Linked DNA regions of Homo sapiens: region 1 is linked to region 2. The links are chromatin loops, found by intact Hi-C in ENCODE. Cell type or tissue: mammary epithelial cell. All regions are shown on one strand. Links, peaks and the distances in the headings refer to the core of each region. The heading gives the core; the rest is flanking DNA.

Evidence for each region. A loop is a pair of places that touch in the nucleus more often than their neighbours do. Peaks named below come from ENCODE experiments on the same cell type or tissue, not always from the same donor. Only the 100,000 strongest peaks of a DNase experiment are listed, where the experiment ranks them.
Region 1: it touches region 2 in a loop (9-fold over the local background); 21 of 110 quality-filtered maps call a loop at or near these places.

What each region holds. Positions count from the first base shown.
Region 1 is chr11:19,934,482-19,944,444 of GRCh38, forward strand. It overlaps NAV2 (neuron navigator 2), which reads left to right. Exons shown (of 38, transcript NM_145117.5): 8 at 5,180-5,292. Among named protein-coding and RNA genes, the nearest start is that of NAV2-AS3, 42 kb to the right of the region's middle. In mammary epithelial cell, for the core only: a CTCF peak has its summit at 3,957 (motif pointing right); a DNase peak (open chromatin) is centred at 4,630; H3K27ac peaks cover 367 bases.
Region 2 is chr11:20,106,029-20,115,991 of GRCh38, forward strand. NAV2 (neuron navigator 2) reads left to right here. Exons shown (of 38, transcript NM_145117.5): 36 at 1,636-1,754; 37 at 8,564-8,767. Among named protein-coding and RNA genes, the nearest start is that of DBX1, 49 kb to the right of the region's middle. RefSeq lists enhancers at 5,545-6,444, 6,445-7,344, 8,149-8,650, 8,651-9,150. In mammary epithelial cell, for the core only: a CTCF peak has its summit at 5,052 (motif pointing left); DNase peaks (open chromatin) are centred at 5,083, 5,433 and 6,373; H3K27ac peaks cover 968 bases.

The DNA.
Region 1 (9,963 bases), core at 2,536-5,035, 170 kb before region 2:
CAGAGAAAGCTGAAGAAGGGAAGTAAAATGTGAGCTGATCCCAGGATGCATAGGAAAGTGGGGACCCCAGGCCTTGTAGCAGCAGCTTCCCTGAGCAGAAAGCATGAAGGCCTAAATATGAGGGTGGGGGCGGTTTGGTGTCACCCGACAGTCCCCAGCATTAGTCCTAACACATCCCAACATACTTAAAAAATAAATAAAATAATAAACACCTGGCTCAATAACTAAGATTTCTTATAGCAGGGATTGCCTTGAACATCCAGATCCTCACAGTCCCTGCTGAGTGCTGGGGCTTTCTGAAGGGAGAGGGACATTGGGGAGAAGAGTAATGGTAGGGGAGGGGCTGGTCTAGAAGAACAAGAGCTCATGTTCTGAGGAGATAAGCCTGGGTGTTTGTGGAGATGGATGGATCCTTCTGTCTTTATCTGTCCCCTAGCCCCTGTCTCTTTGATGGCACATCCTCAGGACCATGGGAGACTGTGTGGAGCCAGTCCACACAGTGGTGCTGCTGCTCTGTGTGATTCTGGTCAGCGACATTGCTCATTGCTCAGGCTACACCACACCCCTTGCTGAATGAGGCACATGGGATTCAGGGGCCACGTCATACACATGGATGAGTCCACTCCAGGCAGATGGAAGCTCCCCAACCCCTGCCCTTAAAGTTCTTATCATTCCCAGAGCTTTCACTGACAGTGCCTGATTCGATCCTGTGCTGGAGATGAGCAGTGCATTTGGCCACATTGCACAATTGGATAACTAATACTTGTACACACAAAAGAGGATTAATGATCAAGTGTCACATTCTAGACACGTATTTTACAGTTGTAACTCAAGTGCATACAGATGCACAGCTGTACACTCACACTCATACAGCCATACATGTGGACACACATTAAAAGTCACATATAAGCATGGACACAAGTATACATTCATACATAAAATGCAAAGGCACATGTGCATACCCGTATTTACATACCTGTTCAGGTGCATAGGTGCATGCCCAGACTTTCAGCTTGCTATGTTTGTATGATTCCCCAAAGAATTCGATATTCCCTCTTTCCTCCTGAGCTGTGTTCTAGTGGTCTCTGTTACAGTTCCTGCCAATAGCTGGTGGAGGGACTGGCTTAAGTGCTTTCAAAGGAAAGCCAGCCAGCACCAGGCCAGCAAAGGAATGTCAGGCATTGCACTCCTTCCTTTTGTTCTGCTTGCATTCTCCTTCAGTGAGGGTCATACCAATCTTTTTAATTGGGAGAAGGTCTCATTTTATTGAATCAAGTCATCAGCTCAGCTCACAATCCTGAGAGAGCACCAGGGCTTAGATAATGACTCAGCTGGTCTACATACACGGCTTTTGTTTTGTTTTGTTTCTGTTTTTTTTTTTTTTTTTTTTTTTTGAGATGGAGTGTCGCTCTATCGCCATGGCTGGAGTGCAGTGGCACCATCTCAGCTCACTGCAACCTCTGCCTCCCAGGTACAAGCAATTCTCCTGCCTCAGCCTCTCCTGAGCAGCTGGGACTACAGGTGCATGCCGCCATGCCTGGCTAATTTTTTTTTTTTTTTTAATTTTAATACAGACAGGATTTCACCATGTTGTCCAGGCTGGTCTTGAACTCCTGAGCTCAGGCAGTCCACCCTCCTCAGCCTCCTAAAGTGCTAGGATTACAGGCATGAGCCACCGCGCCCAGCCATGAACTGTTCTCTGAAGTGTGGAGGCAACTAAATAGCTCCATATGAAATTTTTATAATTCCAATAGCATTATTAGTCTTAAGGTAATACATATTCAGGATTCACAGCTTCTCAATTTGCATTTTCAAAATTAAAATATGACAGTCTTTGATCACCATCAATCCCATTCCTTCTTTTTTTGTTGTTCGCTATAATCATTTGAAAGATTATAAAAGATATAACCTTTTTTTATTTCAAGCTTTTCTATCAGAAGAAAAAGTCTTAATGATAAAAAGCAAATGTCTGACAAAGAGGAGGAAGAGGAAAACGTCTATGATGTGGATCTGACTAGCCCCGTTTTTACGTTAATGCCCACTCTGGGTAACTAACGTCCTTCTGTCCCCTCTGAGTTGCCTTCATCTTTAGGGTAGTCTGGGAAGTGACGCTGGAAATAAGAGCACCAGGATACGAATCAGGACACCTGGGCCCTGTCCTTTATCAGCCCTTGGTGCCCTCTGAGGTCTTCGGCACTGGCTGCAGGAACAGGTATTGATCGAGTGTGGGTACAGAGTCCGCTAAGGGCTTTCCACATCTTAGCTCACTTCATTCTTCCCACACCTCCATGAGCTAGCAGCTTAGAGGTAATTAAGCAATTTGCCCCAAGTCACAGAACTAGACTAGAGGGGCTCATGTTTAAAACCAGGTGTAGGCTGGGCATGGTGGCTTACACCTGAAATCCCAGCACTTTGGAAGGTCAAGGTGGGCAGATCACTTGAGGTCAGGGGTTCAAGACCAGCCTGGCCAACATGGTGAAACCCTATCTCTACTAAAAATACAAAAATTAGCCTGGCGAGGTGGTGCACGCCTGTAGTCCCAACTACTCCGGAGGCTGAGGCATGAGAATCCCTTGAACCTGGGAAGCGGAGGTTGCAGTGAGCCATGATCACGCCACTGCACACCAGCCTGGGCAACAGAACGAGACTGTCTCAAAAACAAACAAACCAAAAAGCCAAGTCTGTCTAACTAGTGAGACCAGGCTCTTAACCACCAGTCTTGACTCTAAATCACTTTATCTTTATTGTCTTCATCTGGAAAATGAGAAGATTGGATTAGATTAGATTCTATAAAATGGTTTATTCTCCTTTTCTGCTCTAAAATTCTCTCCCTCAAGCTTATGGTTCACTATATATAACTTATAATTGCTCCCCCCCCGCCCACCAAAACCTCTCCATGTTAAAGTTGTTACCAAGGAGTAAAGGGAAGATGGGTCATTTTTTTAAAAATCACTCAGAATGAATTATATTTATCAATTCAGAAGTAACAGTGGATTCATCTATCACTTTATCACTTTATAGTTTACTAAGAGTTGTGTGTCACATCACCTTTCATTTTTATAGAACCAGAGGAGATTGCTATTATTATCCCCATTGTACAGATGAGGATGCTGAGATTCAAAGAGGTGGAGTGACAACTCAAGTTTTGCATGGCTAACAAGTTATAGATCTTAGACCTGGAGCTAGTCGAATATTTAGACTTCCAAGTCTAATGTTCCTTCTAGTACCTAGCATCTTCTGAGACTTAAACATTTCTTATTTATCCAGTCAACACACCCTTCTTGCGTTGCCTGTGTAGCATATGAACTTGAACTAACCTTTGCCTCTGAAGAGCTCTCAATCTAGTTGAGGAAAGATTTACATTTTCGCCAACAGGAGAATAAGGAGAGTGCTATAGGATCACATTTTAGCCAACAAGAGAATAAGGAGAGTGCTGTAGGAACTCCTGGCAAGGAGTCAAGGAAAGCTCTCAGGAAAAGATGACATGGAAGCTGCATCTTAAAGACAGATTAGCAGCGAACTAAGGAAGGAGGAGAAGGGCCTTTAGGCAGAGAGGTTGTAGTTACTGCAAAGATAAACCTGTTAAAGCCATGTGGAGAGAAGCCACATGTGGGTGCAGCATAGTAGAGTTGTATGTAAAGAGTTGGAAAGGCAGGAGATGGGGCTGGAAATAAAGGAAGAATGTGGCCATCATCTACCACAATAAGGGGTTTAGACCTTATTCTGTGGGTAATGGAAACCACCGAAGACAGTGATGTCATCACGTCAGTATTACAAAAGTCAATGAAAGATCGTGTGGGGAGTAGACCAAACTTAGGAAGAGTGTAGAATGGAGATCACAGATTCAGATGCCTAATTGGCCTCTAAATGGTCATCTAGATGGGTGGCTCAGGGTGAGTGGGCCTGTGGCAGAGGGAGCCACGCCTCTTTAGAGGGTGCAGCCACCACTTGGCACCAGCAGGTGGCGATCTGCAATAACAAAGACAGTCCTTTCCAAGCTTTATTGTTTTTACTGGACGAAGGCAGAAATGCAGATATTTATTGTGAAATATCCCGATTTTTAAATGTTGAACTAATTTTAAAACTTTAAAATATTATGCAGACCAGTAGGAATAAGTTGGGCTGGTTTCCACACCGGGCTGCCATTTGTAACCTCTAGGTGTGAGGTACCTGTTTCAAAGTACTCATAAGGCCTCAGCAGAGATGATGAGGGCTTGGACCCTGGCTGGAGGTGAAAGGAGCACAGGGAGTATGAAATCCTTTAAAGGTAAAGATAACAGAATTGAGAACGATGGCCTCAGTAGGAAGAACAAAGGAGGGAAGAACAGTTGGATGACTTGAGGTTTATCAGTACATCCCCCGTGGTCCATTCTCATTCTGGGCAAACGTTTTCTTCACAGGTAGTGAAATCGGTTGAATTAGTTCAGCATGCCAGTGCGTTAATAATGTTACATGCAGGGTCATGCATCTGAGTGTAATTATGCATTTGCATGCCATGCCTGAATGAGCAGAGGTAGCTGTGACAAGAAAACATTGCATGAAGCTGTTGCTTCAATTTGCTTGACAAATAAGGGCATGGAGAGGGTTTGGGGAAGTACAGATTTCAGTCAAGTGTTGAAATAATGATCAATGAGACCTTTCATGTCAGAAGAACTAAGCTCTGAATCAGAGACCTGGAGGGCAAACACACCTGCTTGGCACCCACTTCCGACTGGTTTTATGGTCACCTTTATAGAGAAAACCATGTCAGGAGAATTTTGGGGTGGGGGAGCTGTTAATAGAGTCATCTTTATGTTTGACTTGTTGGCATGGCTGGTTACTTAGAAGCTGTTCTTTGGCATAGGTTAAATTATTCAAATCACCCCGTACCCTCCAGCATGTGTCTGGCTAGACCTAGCATCCTGACGGAGGTTCAGAGAAGCATTCCCCAGTGAGGGATTGCAGACCCTCCATCTGGGCAATGAAAAGTTTATCTTTTACAGTTCAGCGGCTCTCTCTGTTCTTAGGACATTGCTCCACATACGGCTAATGAATTATTTAGCGTCAGTCTGCTGGTCCACTCTGTTCTGAAGCTTCTTGCTACAGGAGGTGATGGTGAGGGCTGTGGTTAGACCACAGTGGTCCAGATGTGGTAGTTGCCTCTCATGACAAGTGTGTCTGCTTCGGTTTGTGTGTGAAGGTCTCAGACGGACACTGAAGGGAATGTTACTGCCGAGTCAAGCTCAACAGGTGTGAGCGTGGAGCCCAGCCACTTCACCAAGACTGGACAGCCTGCTCTGGAAGAACTCACTGGTGAGTATGGAGCCTCAGAAATCTGTGTCTGTTGGTGATGAGGCCTTCCACGCAATACCTGCTGGAACAGCATGAACCCAGCTTGATTACGAGTTGCATTATGTTTGCATTGACTTTGAGCTAAACAAACTTTCTTTCTTTTTTTTTTTCCTATTATTTTTCTTCTTGTTTTTCTTCCCTTTTCTCTCCCTCTTACAGTTTCTTCCCTCCTCCCCAGAATCGTAAACAAGTCTCTTACTGGTGTGCAAATCCTATTTTTAAGATACGTTCAGTTTTATTCATTTAGGGGCTCTGGACTGCACTGATACTTAACTTTGAATCTTCTTGTTTACTCTTCAGATAAAGTTGCTTTTCAACAAGATTTAGAATTCTAAAATAGTGGATTTCGTTCCTGTATGGAAGCACTGATTTAAAATATGTTCTTAGAGTCCTATGTGAATTGGGGGGGAAAATTGTAACATGCTTCTTTTTACCAGAAACAAAAAAAAAATATAAATTTTATTTAAATGTAATGTAGACAATGATGATTACAGGTACATTATACTGTATGACGGCATAAAATCCACAGTCGTTGTATAGTTAATTCTGCAAGCATTTATTTTTGGACACTATACTATCGCATTCTTAATTAAAGAAGAAAAGTCACACCTTAATTAGAATTCTTACTACGGTGGATTCCAGGCTGCTATCTTCTCTGTCTCTTTTCCCCATTCCAAAACTCTGTGTCCCAAGCTCCAGCAGCTTCTAGTCAGGGAAATGAGTGGTAAGCCATGGATTTATTAGTGGCTGTGTCATTCTTCTCATATCTTACCACTTCCACAGTCGGGTTAAAAACTGAATCCAGGCTTAAAATCCATTTATTGAACTGAATATCCCTGACTACAGCATTTTAATAGCCACATTACAGCTGTGGAATTGGTCTGCAGCCCAGTGATTGAACCTTACCCATCTAGCAATTAGCCCCAGTGATTAATTTCAGAGGATTCTGGTTCCACTGCCTGGGCACGGTGATGGTGCAGAGATTCTTCAAGCCATTTGTAAGCAGTCCATCTTAGAATGATTTGGGCCCCACATTTGGGATTGATTTTGTTTCCTTCTCTTCAAGGTTTGTATCTTTCTTTCATATGAGTACATGGATAGCACGGGAAAAGGACCAGCAATGAGAAGGGTGTGGAGTTCAGATGGCTGCTCGAGTCTCCATGCACATTCCAGATTGTGTTCTGATGTGCAGACATCAAAAGAGCGAGGCCAACGCTTCAGATCCCAGCATGGTTCAGATGTGTGGCCCGTGGAGCAGTGTGGATTCCTGTCAGATGCTGAGTCTCAGCAAAATCCACATTTGAAAAGCAAAAGCAGGAGCCGGAGAATATTCCAAATATTACTTAGATTTCAGAGTGACAGATTGCAGTGTGTGATCTTCCCCTAATTTTTCTTTTTATCTCCATGTCTCCCCTGTACCAGGCCTTAAGAGCTCAGAAACCCTGAAATGCTGTCAATCGGCTGCGGGGAAGAGACTGTGCAGCCAGTAGTGCTTGACTGTGCACTCTTTGGTGTCAAATCAAATGGGGTTGGTCGCTAACAAAAATTCCTTATCAGGGTGACATGTCTTTATATTCAAGCAGTAGAAGTCACACATGTGACTATGTTGAATTTTTTTTTATGGAGACACTGAATAATAAATAGCATGAGGTTGAATTTAACTTACCCACAGCCAATCCTTTGAAATGACAGTGCATGGTAGGACTATTTAGAAATGGACATTTACATAACTATTTGATCAATTGCTTAGTTCTTCCTCTTACTTATGCAAATGGGTGGGTTTTCCTATGGTGTGTGGTCATGTACAGAGCCTTACAGTTGAGAAATGCATCTTGCATGATAGAATTGAAGGAACCACACACACCTGCTTATCATACTGCTCATGAATTCCTTCTATAGCTTACTGAGGACTCATCTTTCAGCCTCTGCTTGAATATTTCTTGGACAAAATGTTGTTCCTTCATAAGGCAGCCCTTTACTTTTTTGCTGTTGTTGACGGCTTCAGCAGTTAATGGAGTTCTTTATTCTTACATTTCCAATCACCGGATATAATTCAGCCTTCTGAAGCCCCAGTTTTCATTCTTTTTCATGTTGTAACATATCCCTTAAGGTTTCTTTATTTCCAAGTAAAAATCCTGGATTTTTTCCATGGTCCTTTTGTAACACTTTGATATCCTCCAAGCTCAGTCATATTTGGTCACAATGCGATGCTCTCCCAATCATGACTAGTGGCTTGAGGTAGAGCCCTCCTTGGCAAGGTCCAGATCGCTACAGGTAGACACTAAAGTTTTAAGACCTCTCCATATCTGTGAGCTGAAAGCTCCCTGCTGTTTCCACTGGAGCTCGATTGTGTTTTTATTGTGTTCAGGCTGTGAGTTAGTGGGTATATCCTACATTCAGGTCATTGTCAGAGGAGGCATAATTGGCAGTTTAGAACGTGATCACCTAAGCATGTCAGGTGGGTTACTGTTTTGTGTTCCTACATTGCCCTTGGGATCTGATGTAGAGCCCTGGAGGAAGGCAAATATTTCCCAGCACGACCCACAAGAGGGAAACAGGACACTCATATTTACTGAGCCCTCATTTTGTGCTATGTGCCATATCATCTGACTCTCACCCTAACCCTTCTAGCGAGAGGTTTTTATGTCCACTTTACAAATGAGATCCAGAGAGGATAAGTGACTTGTCCAGGGTCAAGTGGCTAATAAGCAGCATTGCCACAATTTAAATATTTATCTGTGGATAACTGAAGTCCATGCTTTTCCTACAACCCCATACTGACCAAACATGTGTTGTATAATAAACATTTCTTAGACCTCTATAAATTGTGTGGGGGTTACCAAAAGGAAAGATGAGACACCATCCCCAACTCAAAGATCTTTGACTTTCTGTCTGGGTGCAGTAGCTATACCTGTAATCCCAGCACTTTGGGAGGCCAAGGTGAGAGGATCGCTTGAGGCCAGGAGTTTGAGACTAGCCTGGGCAACACATAGAAGACCTCATCTCTGCAAAGAAAACAAATTAGCCAGGCATGGTGGTGCATCTCTGTAGCCCTAGCTGCATGGGAGGCTGAGGTGGGAGGATCTCCTGAGCCCAGGAGTTTGAGGCTGCATTGAGCTGTGATCACAGCACTGCACTCCAGCCTGAGCAACAGAGCAAGACCCTGTCTCTAAAAAATAAAATAGTTGAATTTCTAACGGAGGGTTAAGACCAGCAACAATATGTCATTAATAGAGTGATGGATAAGTAAATATGGCTATTATATTTTGTGCGTGTGGTTAAGGTAATTAGTTGAGGTAATTTGAAAACCTATGCCTAGACTTAGCTTCATAATCAATATTTTCTAAAGGGCCTAGAGCTAACCTAAGAATCAGTATTTTTTTAACAGGCTTATATACATAAAATGTGGCCAAATTGGCAGTAAAAGATTTCACTGATGGCCCAGAAGGTAGATGCAGTTACATTCCTCCAAAGTCATTAGGGGAAGGTATAATAGACATTCATCTTTGCTTTTTTTAAAAAAACACATACATATATATGTATTTTAAAGCACTGGGAGGGAAATGCAAGTTTGACCACTTTTCAGATAAGAGAAAAATGCCTTCCAAATTTCTTTGGGTTAAAAGGTGGAAGGAGAAATTGGAAAGCACTTGCATTTTCAAGTAAATTTCCTCCATGAAATCATGGGTATATCATTTACTCCATCCCAGCCTCCAGGCACCACCATGCCAAGAACGACCTAAGAAAGTTGTCATCTATCTCAGAAGAAAAGTTAATTCTGTTATATTTCTTAGCTGCCTTGTCCCCTGTTAATGGCAATTGTTGGAAGTTCAACTTGGTGTCTGATGTCAATTCTACTTGCTGCTGCTTGATGTCTAATGTAAATTCTGCTTGTGCTATGTTCTAGATGGAGATTTCTTTGAAAATATTGCTCAACGCTTGAAAATAGTCCTAGGCTTTTAAAGACCCATGATTGTGCTTCCTCAGTCTTCTCAGCTCTCCCTAAAATTACTCTGAGGGAGAAAATATATAATTCTATTAATTATTATTGTAGTTATTGCACCTCTCCTCTTCCCTTTGTAAGGCTAAAAGAAACGGAACTAGGCCGTGTGTGGTGGCTCACGCCTGTAATCCCAGCACTTTGGGAAGCCGAGGTGGGTGGATCACCTGAAGCCAGGAGTTCAAGACCAGCCTGGCCAACATGGTGAAACCCTGTATCTACTAAAAACAAAAAAAAATTTAGCCGGGTGTGGTGGCGGGCGCCTGTTATCCCAGCTACTCAGGAGGCTGAGGCAGAAGAATCGCTTCAACTGAGGAGGTGGAGGTTGCAGTGAGCTGAGATCGTGCCACTGCACTCCAGCCTGGGCGACAGAGCAAGACTCTGTCTCAAAAAAAGAAAGAAAGAAAGAAACAGAATTGCCAGAGAAGGCAAAACAAGACTGCACTGTGTCCTAGCTTGTGTGTGGCATATTTCTCATGGTACACTAGTGCCAGCTCAGCTCAAATGCTGCTCAGCCAAGTGTCTTGTGGAAAGTTTTGCCCAGGGAATGGAATACTGTGGTCCTGACAAAGAGGAACCCAGCTGTCTGTTTTCTTTCCTTTTCTTTTCTTCTCTTTTCTTTTGCTTTCCTT
Region 2 (9,963 bases), core at 4,030-6,529:
ATTTTATCAGCATTTCTGAAAGCTGGACATTTAGAACAGAGAAAAAAGATCACTAACCATCCCACCATCTTGACATAATTTTAATTTGAGCTTAGTTTTTCTGTCCTTGTTCATATGTGTGTGTGTGTATATATATATATATATATATGTGTGTGTATATATATATATATATATATATATATATATATATATATATATATATGCTTTATGAAGTGGCAATCATAGCATACATATAACATGTTCCTTTTGGCCGGGCATGGTGGCTCATGCCTGTAATCTCAGCACTTTGGGAGGCCAAGGCATATGGATCACCTCAAGTTAAGAGTTCGAAACCAGCCTGGCCAACATGGTGAAACCCTGTCTCTACTAAAAATACAAAAAATTAGCTGGGTGTGGTGGCATGCACCTGTAATCCCAGCTACTCAGGAGGCTGAGGCAGGAGAATCGCTTGAACCCAGGAGGCGGAGGCTGCTGTGAGCCGAGATTGCGCCATTGCACTCCAGCCTGGGGAACAGAGTGAGACTCCAAAAAAAAAAAAAAAAAAAATCCTTTTTCATTTAGCACTATCTCATGAGCATTCTTTGTTGCTACTCAGTTGTTGTTTTTGTTTTTGTTTTTGTTTTTGTTTTTTGAGACAGAGTTTTGCTCTTGTTGCCCAGGCTGGAGTGCAATGGTGTGATCTTGGCTCACTGCAACCTCTGCCTCCCAGGTTCAAGTGATTCTCCTGCCTTGGCCTCCCAAGTAGCTGGGATTACAGGTGCCCACCACCACACCCAGCTAATTTTTTTGTATTTTTTAGTAGAGAAGGGGTTTCTTCATGTTGGCTAGGCTGATCTCGAACTCCTGACCTCAGGTGTTCCACCGGCCTCGGCCTCCCAAAGTGCTGGGATTACAGGTGTGAGCCACCATGCCCAGCCAATTACTCAGTTTTAAAAATTATTTTTAAAGGCTACAAAATGATCAAATGTAGATGTACCCTCATTTGCTTAACTGTTTCTGTTCTTTTGGACTTGCAGTCATGGGCTTCCATTTTTTTTTTTTTTTTTTTTTTTTTTTTTTTTTTTTTTAGGACGGAGTCTCGCTCTGTTGCCCAGGCTGGAGTGCAGTGGCGCAATCTCGGCTCACTGCAAGCTCTGCCTCCCAGGTTCACGCCATTCTCCTGCCTCAGCCTCCCGAGTAGCTGGGACTACAGGCACCCACCACCACGCCTGGCTAGTTTTTTTTTTTTTTTGTATTTTTAGTAGATACGGTGTTTCACCGTGTTAGCCAGGATGGTCTCGATCTCCTGACCTTGTGATCCACCCGCCTCAGCCTCCCAAAGTGCTGGGATTATAGGCGTGAGCCACTGCGCATGGGCTTCCATTTTTAAAAATCAAGATTAGTGATGCCACAGTGAGCATCTTCCCCATAAAGCCTTTCCTGGAGGAGGGAGACCCCCAGGTGGAATCAGGGATCAGAGTGTCCTTCTCTGTGGCCACCATCCAGGGCTAGTATACCTGCGTTCAGGCCTCAGCCCTGCCATCCCTCAGAACGTCTAGGGTCCCTCCTGTGAAGGGTGCTCGGACCATGGCTTCACCTGATGCCCCATCACCCATGCCCATTTGAGTGCTAATGTATTTTCACTGTGGTCTCCAGGCCCCCGGCTCTTCCTGTCATGCCCCATCGATGTGGACGGCTCGAGAGTGTGGTTCACCGACTTGTGGAACTATTCCATTATCCCCTATCTCCTGGAAGCCGTCAGAGAAGGACTCCAGGTGAGAAGACACCCCTGCTGGCTTCCTTGAAGCTGAGGGGGACTGTTCTGGTGACCAGATGAGTTGTCTTTATCTCCTCCTCCAGGAATCTGACTGACATGGGGTGACAACCCCTCACCTGGGAGTTCATCAGTGTAGTCCAGTGTAGGGACACACCTGGCTGCAAGTCCTGGCTCTTCCACCCATTAGCATTGTGACCCCAGGCCAGCTGGTTAGCCTTTCTGTGCCTCAGAGCCCTCATTGATATTCTGCCACAAAGAGTTTGTTGCAAGGATGAAATGGAAGTGCTCAGCATCGTGAGTGCCTGAGAAGTAGAACCATACACATGTGTAGTACTTCACAGTTTGCAAAATATTCTCCTATCTGCCTTTTGGGTTAAGCCTTGGATTAGTCCTGGAACTTGGACAGAAATTTGGTTTTTTACTCCATTTTTAAGAGAAAAAATGAGGCTCAAAGAGAATAAATGATGTGCTTAAGGTTATAAAAGGGAAGCTTGAAAGGTCTGGGATTTGAATCCATGCCTTCTGGGTCAAATTCCAGGTTCTTAGCCCTGAGGCTGGTGGCATTCTTTCCCTGACATCAGCACCCCTACCCTCTTAGGAACTTCGGGGCCCATAAGGCTGCCAGTTCCTCCTGCCTGACAGCAGTTGGAAAGCACAAATTCTTTTTATTTTTTTTTAGACAGAGTCTTGTTCTGTCACCCAGACTGGAGTACAGTGGCACAATCTCAGCTCACTGCAACCTCCACCTCCTGGGTTCAAGCAGTTCTCGTGCCTCAGCCTCCCAAGTAGCTGGGATTACAGGCGTGTGCTACCACACCTGGCTTTTTTTTTTTTTTTTTTGGATTTTAGTAGATACGGTGTTTCACCATGTTGGCCAGGCTGGTCTTGAACTTCTGGCCTCAAGCAATTCACCCACCTTGGCCTCCCAAAGTACTGGGATTACAGGCATGAGCCACTGTGCCCAGCCCGGAAAGCAAAAATTCTTTACTTCTCACTTGACCCAGGGTTTAACTGGAAGCTTACCATTAATTTGGAACTTGGGATAGTTTTATTGTTGAGCCTGGAGGCAGCCTAAGAAGTTCTGTAGGCTTTTAACACTCACAGTTAGTAATCAGCAGACATCACATGTGGCTGAATAATCCAGAAACCAGTTTGGTAGCCAGGTTTCCAAGAGTTTTTTTGTTTCCTTGGTACTGGACAGTGGGAGACACAAGATGCTATCGTAGGCCTGTGGAGGGTGCAGGGACTGGTGTGCACCCACAGGCACGTGTGTGACAAATGCAAGTTAATGGCTGCAGTCAGTGTTTGTCATTTCTGGTAGGGCTGAACTGAGGAGTATTCAACTATTTTCTATCTATGATTTATAGCAGCAATGATGGTCTTCAGAGGCATTCAGGACAAAGGGAGCTTGAAAAGGAAAGTATTTTGCCTCTTGTGATATATTTCACTAAACTGGAGCATACGCATTGCAAATTCAAGTCAGCATATTTAATAAAGTGTATTGTGAAAGCAGGAAAAAAGCAAGAAATTAGGCAACTTTTGGCCAGCCTAAAATCATTGGTTAGCAGAGCTCTATCAACTGTTGCTTTCATACAAGAAGGTATGAATGATTTTAGATCTTTGCAGTAGAACCTCCCTAGGTAGGTAAAGTCACTGGCGTGGATAAATTGACCATAATTTAGTCCTTAATCAAATGGTTTTGTTAAGACCACAGACCCAAACAACCACTCAGTCATTCCTATTTTGGGACCAGTGGAAGCATCTCCTACCTGCTGGATTCTTGCAGTCTGTCTCATTTCAGAAGCTTCTCTCCTCTGTTCTCATTGATGGCTTCCAGGGAGTGTGATATGCCCAGCACCTCTGGGAAACCCAAGCTGCTTAAGAAAAGTAAAGAGAATTGCAGGCAGATGAGGTGGACTGTTTGCCCCTGATTCCACCTCACCTTCTCCCATTTGCTTCATCTTTGCTCTAAATGTGGTCTTCTGGTGTAGGAAGGGGAGTGAACCTCAGAGTCACTGGGAAGAACTCACGGGCTCTGCTGAATAAAGGCCTCCCCTGCCCTGGAAGGCATTAACCAGGAAGCAGGGAGCCTGTCTGTGCTCCAGCCTTGCGCTGCACTTGAGCAGGCCCCTCACTGGTTAACAGTGGTTGGCGGTGCCAAGGCCCTGCTCCTTTGGACCTGAACCTAAAGGAAGGCTTTCTGGGCATGGCTGGAAAGGAACTCCCCTTCCCACCTAGGAGAGGTTGCTGATGGAGCTGATCATAGAGGATCATTGGGCGTCCTTCCCACCATGGGAAAGTGAGGCCCCAGCCATCTGGGGCAGGGAGCAGAGACATGCTCCCATCTCAAGACTCACTAGTTCAGTGTGAGGCAGGAAAAGTCATCACTGCTTTGTGCTTAGAGGTCATTTGAAGGTTAGTCTTTCAAGAGTGTGGAGCTGCAAAGGGAGGCGGCCAGAGTTTGCATCCCACTAAGTGGCTCAAAAGTGAGTCACTATGCCCCAAACTTGTGACCTCGCCATCCTGATCAGCCCAGGAGACTGTATAGACTGCGGATTCCTGCGGAAGCTTGCTGTGTTCTTCATGCCTCTGGTTTTGAAGGAACATTTGGTGATGTTTTTTGAGGGCCTGCTACTTGACAGGCACCATTAGGGGCCCGACGTGCATGATCTCATTTAGTTCTGACAGCCCAGTGAGTCTCTTAACAGATGAGGAAACTGAGGCTCACGGACGTTCTTGCCCCGTACCATGTCCACTCAGCAGGGTATGGTGGAGTGCGTGTTGGTGCCCAGGACTAGCTGGCCCCTTGGCTACTTCTGTTATTTTCAGGCTATCCTGAGGACACCCATCACTCCACTGAGAAGCCACAGGTGGCTTGGGGAACCAAATACTGAATTTTATAGAGTGGAGTTCTCCCTATGATTTCATTTGACAAAAGGATTCCTTTATTTTTAAAAAATTAAAATTCCCTACTCTCCTTTGTGTTACTTTGAGTCCACACCTACTCTAGGGTCACCTGCCCCTCACCTAACCCGGGTAAGTGGCCATGAAGTGAGCACATTGCAGTTCAGAGTGAGGTTCTAGGCTGAGAACAGGTGGAGTCCCTAGAATGGGTTCTGACAGGGCTACCGTGCACCAGGAGCTGGGATGGAGCGCTGCCCATGGTAGTATGGATTTGGTGGGAACGTAAGGAGACCTGCTGTCATCAGGGGATGAGGATGGCTTCCAGGTAGCCCCTCCCACAGGTACACCCGTGCCAGGAGGAAACATGATATCGCCCTCTAGTGAGCATAAGGTAGCACTGCAAGGGCGTGTAAGTGCAGATGCACTTGTGGAACTGCTTGGAGGACCTTCCTGAATGTGCAGCCGATGCATCCTTCTGTGATGTGCACACCCTCCCAGGAGCCCCCTGCATCCCACAGTCAGAAGGCTCACAGTGGCCCAGGTTTTAGTTTTCAATGTCTCAGCTCCCTGTTGTCCTGCTCCCATTTTTCCTGACCCAGTGGGGATGCCAGGTTCCTTCTCCTGCCTTAGGGAAAGTGAATGTCCTCCCCTCTGTGTCTGTCTGTCCAGATGTCTCTGCTGCTGCCCTCGGGGCCTGCAGTGGAGCTGAGGAGCTTTATGATGTTTCCTTTGCTTACCACAGTACTTACCCAGCCATTCATCACCCAGACTTGAACATGTCCAGTGACAAGTGAGGAGGCTTGTAAAAATATTTTCTGTTCTTGCAGATGATGTTAACATGTACCTAATGTGCATTTGTCTTATGACTCAGTCCTGAGCCCTGCTTCCCTTTGGAGCTGTCATTGGAAACACTTGCCAAAGTGTCTAAAGTCTGCAGGGTAACTCAAAAGGCCTTTCTCTGTGCCCAGGGCAGGCTTGGTGCCTGCAGGGAACAGGAACAGTGCAGAGTCAGTGTGGGGCCATTTATCGGATTATCCAGCCTGCTCTGAGACCCCAGACAGGTCTCCCGTCTCTTGGCCTTGGGTTCTCCATCTATAAATTGACAAGTTTGGACTAGAAGAGTGTTTTTTCAGGCTGGTTTCTATGAAGCCCAAAAGTTCCCCAGTCTACTCAGTTGAGGACCAGAGATGAAGAGCAAATGTTTGAAAACCATGGTGCCAGATAATCTCTGAGGACATGTTCAGCTCCAGGAGTTCTAGCCTCTGTGATTCTGCAGCCCTGAGCATGTCCTCATCCAGGCTGTAGAGTGGAGACAGAAGCAGTAGCTGTCACAGAAGCAGTAGCTGTGAGGGTTTGGTTCAGCCTCATGTGAGGTCTGGCTTGGGAAATGCAGCCCAGTTTCCACAGGGAAAGACCTCAGAGGGAGAAACTTCTCAAAATTGCACAAATGGTTCTAATGTGGAGCAGCCTTCTTCTGCTCCAAATATCCCACTTTTGCATTCTCTTCTGCCCTGAGACACATGCCCACATACACACAAACTCATGCCCCTCACACGATTCCTTCCTGCTCACACAATAATTGCTTTTCAAATGCCAGACTGAGCTCCTAGGCCTGAGACTCACTCCTGCCCCAGGTTAAGGAAGACTTAGCAACAGACTGGGCCAGAGCGCAGGACGGGAGGAGTGCTGGTGTCTGGGAAGGCAATGAGTCATAGGAGGCTGCATGACTTAAGCAGAGGGGGTGATAGCCACGAATACAGAGAGATGGGCCCATCTGAGAAGGGGCAGGGTGGGCAGCTTCCCTGACAGAAATCATAGCTAGAGGTCCCAGATGGCACAGACAGTCATGGGAGTATGGGCACTGCTGGCAGGGACAATGAGCCCAGCAGGCTGTCACACTGATATCTGGCCAACAGCCTGCTCCGCGTCTCCCTGCTCTGGGTCTGGCTGAGTCACGTGGCTCACATGACTCAGAGTTGTTCAAGGTGGTGTCAGTCAGGAGGGGTGGAGAGGAAAAAGGCCTGGCAAAGGAAGCTGAGGTTCTAGGTTCAAATCGGGCTCTGCCTGACAGCCTTTCTCAGCGGGCTCTGCTCTTCAGGCCTTGATTGGCCCATCTGGTAAATGAGGGGGTGGGGCTAGGTGGCCCCAGCTCCTTCCCCTTGGAAAGACGTGGTTTTGTTGGTTCAGAGCTCAGCTTCACACTGTTGTCAGCACCTTGCTCTCTGTACCCTCTCCACGGCAGGATTCGCGGGAGGGCAGGGAGAGCAGACAGACAGACAGACAGCCGTGGCCACCCTAGAGACACACTGCAGCCGTGGTGGCCCACAGGACTCTTTAGTCTCTGTGCTCTAAGGCCCCCTGCAGAGTCCTCTCTGCAGAACTACAGGTGACACTGCCCTGGCTGTGAGCATGTCCTGCCACATGGACCAAGTGGGCCAAACTAGTGGGCCGTGGAATTGAACATACTTAGTTTCCAATTCTGGCTTCTCTCCTCCCTGGGCCTATTTCCTCATCTGTAAATCACGGATATTAGTACTTCCTCTTGGAGTTGCACGGTGGTTAAGCAAGGTATTCGTAAAGCATTTCTCACGGTACCTGGCACAAAGTCAGCTGGAAGATGTGGTGGTGTTAAAGGAGAAAAATATAAAGCCTATACCTAGCTGTGTAATATACAGAGCCTCGTGTTGGGCCAGTCTAGGTTTCTGTTCTTCAAAGAATGTATGTATTTCTTGAAATTGCTAGTAATGGTCACTAAAATCATTTTACCATTAGATAATTGAGGCTTAAGAAAAGGAGCTTGGAGGCATGGTGTTGATCTTACCATAAAATTAAGTGATAATATAGTTTACTGTTTTAAGAGCCAATTAGCTATTATGGAATTTTGAGAAATACATGACAAGAGAGAAGCCCTCATAATTTCACTGCCTATGTGCAACCTCTGTTAGCAATTTGCTGTTTTGAAAAGGAGTAGCACTTCTATATAGGGGCTGTAAGAGTCAGACCCATTTCAAGAAACGGGGTTTTATTGAGCCAGGACCAGCCCAGCACAGTGGCTCACACCTATAATCCCAGACCTTTGGGAGACCAAGGCACGAGGATTGTTTGAGCCCAGAAGTTCAAGACCAGCCTGGGCAATATAGAGAGATCCCATCTCTTAAAAAAAAATGTTTTAAAAATTAGCCAGACATGGTGGCACACAAGTAGTCTCAGCTACTTGGGAGGCTGAGGCAGGAGCATCACTTGAGCCCGGGAGATTGAGGCCACAGGGAGCATGATCATGCCACTATACTCCAGCCTGAGCAACATTGCAAAACCTTGTCTCAATACAAAATCAAAGTAAATATTAAGCCAGGGCCATTGTGACCTCTGCCTGCAGTGTTGGTGCCCAGAACCCAAGGTATGTAGGCAGTATTCTTTGGGTAGATGCACCAAATGGAGTACTAGAGCTGGCTCTTGAAAGCTGATAGCACCTTTTTCCAACTCCACATCCAGTGACATCATGTCAGTGGTTTGAAGTCAGTCATGGTGGGATTGTACCATGGATGTTGGCAAATGCTTCAAATCAGGTCATTGTTTTTCCCCAAAAGCCAGTTTTTCAAATTGGATTATCAAGGCTCAGAGTTTAGGGTCACACGGTGAGTCAGTGGCAGAGCTGAGACATGAACCTAGATCAGCCTGACTCCAAAGCCTGTATTCTAGACCACTGGGTCATGCTGCCTTCAGCCTTAGCACCTCGAACTGTCTGCATCTTGGATGACTTCCTGAGCATGGAATAGAAGTGGAATTACTCCATCAGGGAAGGCATGATGCTGGATTTGGGGAGTTTTTCAGAAAGCTGCAAAACTGGGGCTACGAGAGAGATCTGGGCCACTTCCAGACTGTTCCTTCTTTGCCTGTTTTCAGCTCTATGGAAGGCGCGCCCCCTGGGAGGATCCTGCCAAGTGGGTGATGGACACATATCCATGGGCAGCCAGCCCACAACAGCACGAGTGGCCTCCCCTGCTGCAGTTACGGCCTGAGGATGTCGGCTTCGACGGCTACTCCATGCCTCGGGAGGGATCGACAAGCAAGCAGATGCCCCCCAGTGATGCTGAAGGTGACCCGCTGGTGAGTCCTCAGCCACCAGAGCAGCTCAGCATTCCTTTAGCACTTACTGTGTGTTGGGTATGATGCAGAGCCTCTGGAAATACAAAGGTGACTAAATCCAGCCTTGCTTTGGAAGGCTGGACCCAAATGACTGGGCCATTTTTGCCAATATTTTCTTCCATGGTTTTAGTTTTTCACTAAAAACTTCTCCTCTGAAATTTTTTTCTGGTATTAGATAACAGATTAAGAATTGATTTTTCCCCTTAAATGTTCTTATACCTACTGTCTCTATACAACACTTTGCCCTCTGATTTGGGATGCCACCTCTATTACCTACTATCCTATTACTTTGATCTCTCCTACCGATAGCAGAGCAGAGGAAGAGATTGCTAAGGACCAGAAGCCCAAGGCAAATGATAGGGTAAACAGGGAGAGGTCTGAGGGCAGGAGGGACTCACAGAGGGGAGGAGGCCTGAATATGAGTCCCATGGCCATTGAGATGAGCTAAGTCTTTCACACTGTTTAAGCTTCTTATTTATTCGGCTGTTGCTAAAACAATAAAGGCCCTTTAAGAAGCACCCAGGCTGGGGTGGCTCACACCTGTAATCCCAGCACTTTGAGAGGCCAAGGCGGGTGGATCGAGGTCAGGAGATCGAGACCATCCTGGCTAACATGGTGAAACACCGTCTCTACTAAAAATATAAAAATTTAGCTGGGCGTGGTGGCAGGCACCTGTAGTCCCAGCTACTCGGGAGGCTGAGGCAGGAGAATGGCGTGAACCCGGGAGGTGGAGCTTGCAGTGAGACGAGATCGCGCCACTGCACTCCAGCCTGGGCAACAGAGCAAGACTCCGTCTCAAAAAAAAAAAAAAAAAAAAAAAAGCACCCGGGCTGGGTGTGGTGGCTCATGCCTGTAGTCCCAGCACTTTTGGTGGGCAGTTACAGCCTGGGCAACGTAACAAAACCTCTTCTCTACAAAAAATACAAAAATTAACTGGGCATGGTGGCACATGCCTATAGTCCCAGCTACTCAGGAGGCTGAGGTGGGAGGAGGGCTTGAGCCTGGGAGGCAGAGTTTGCAGTGAGCCAAGATTGTGCCACTGCACTCCAGCCTGGTTGATAGAACCAAACCTTGTCTCAAACAAACAAAAGAAACACCCGGGCCAATAACAGTAGTATTTCTAATCGATTGTAGTACTCTACCAATATAAGACCCAC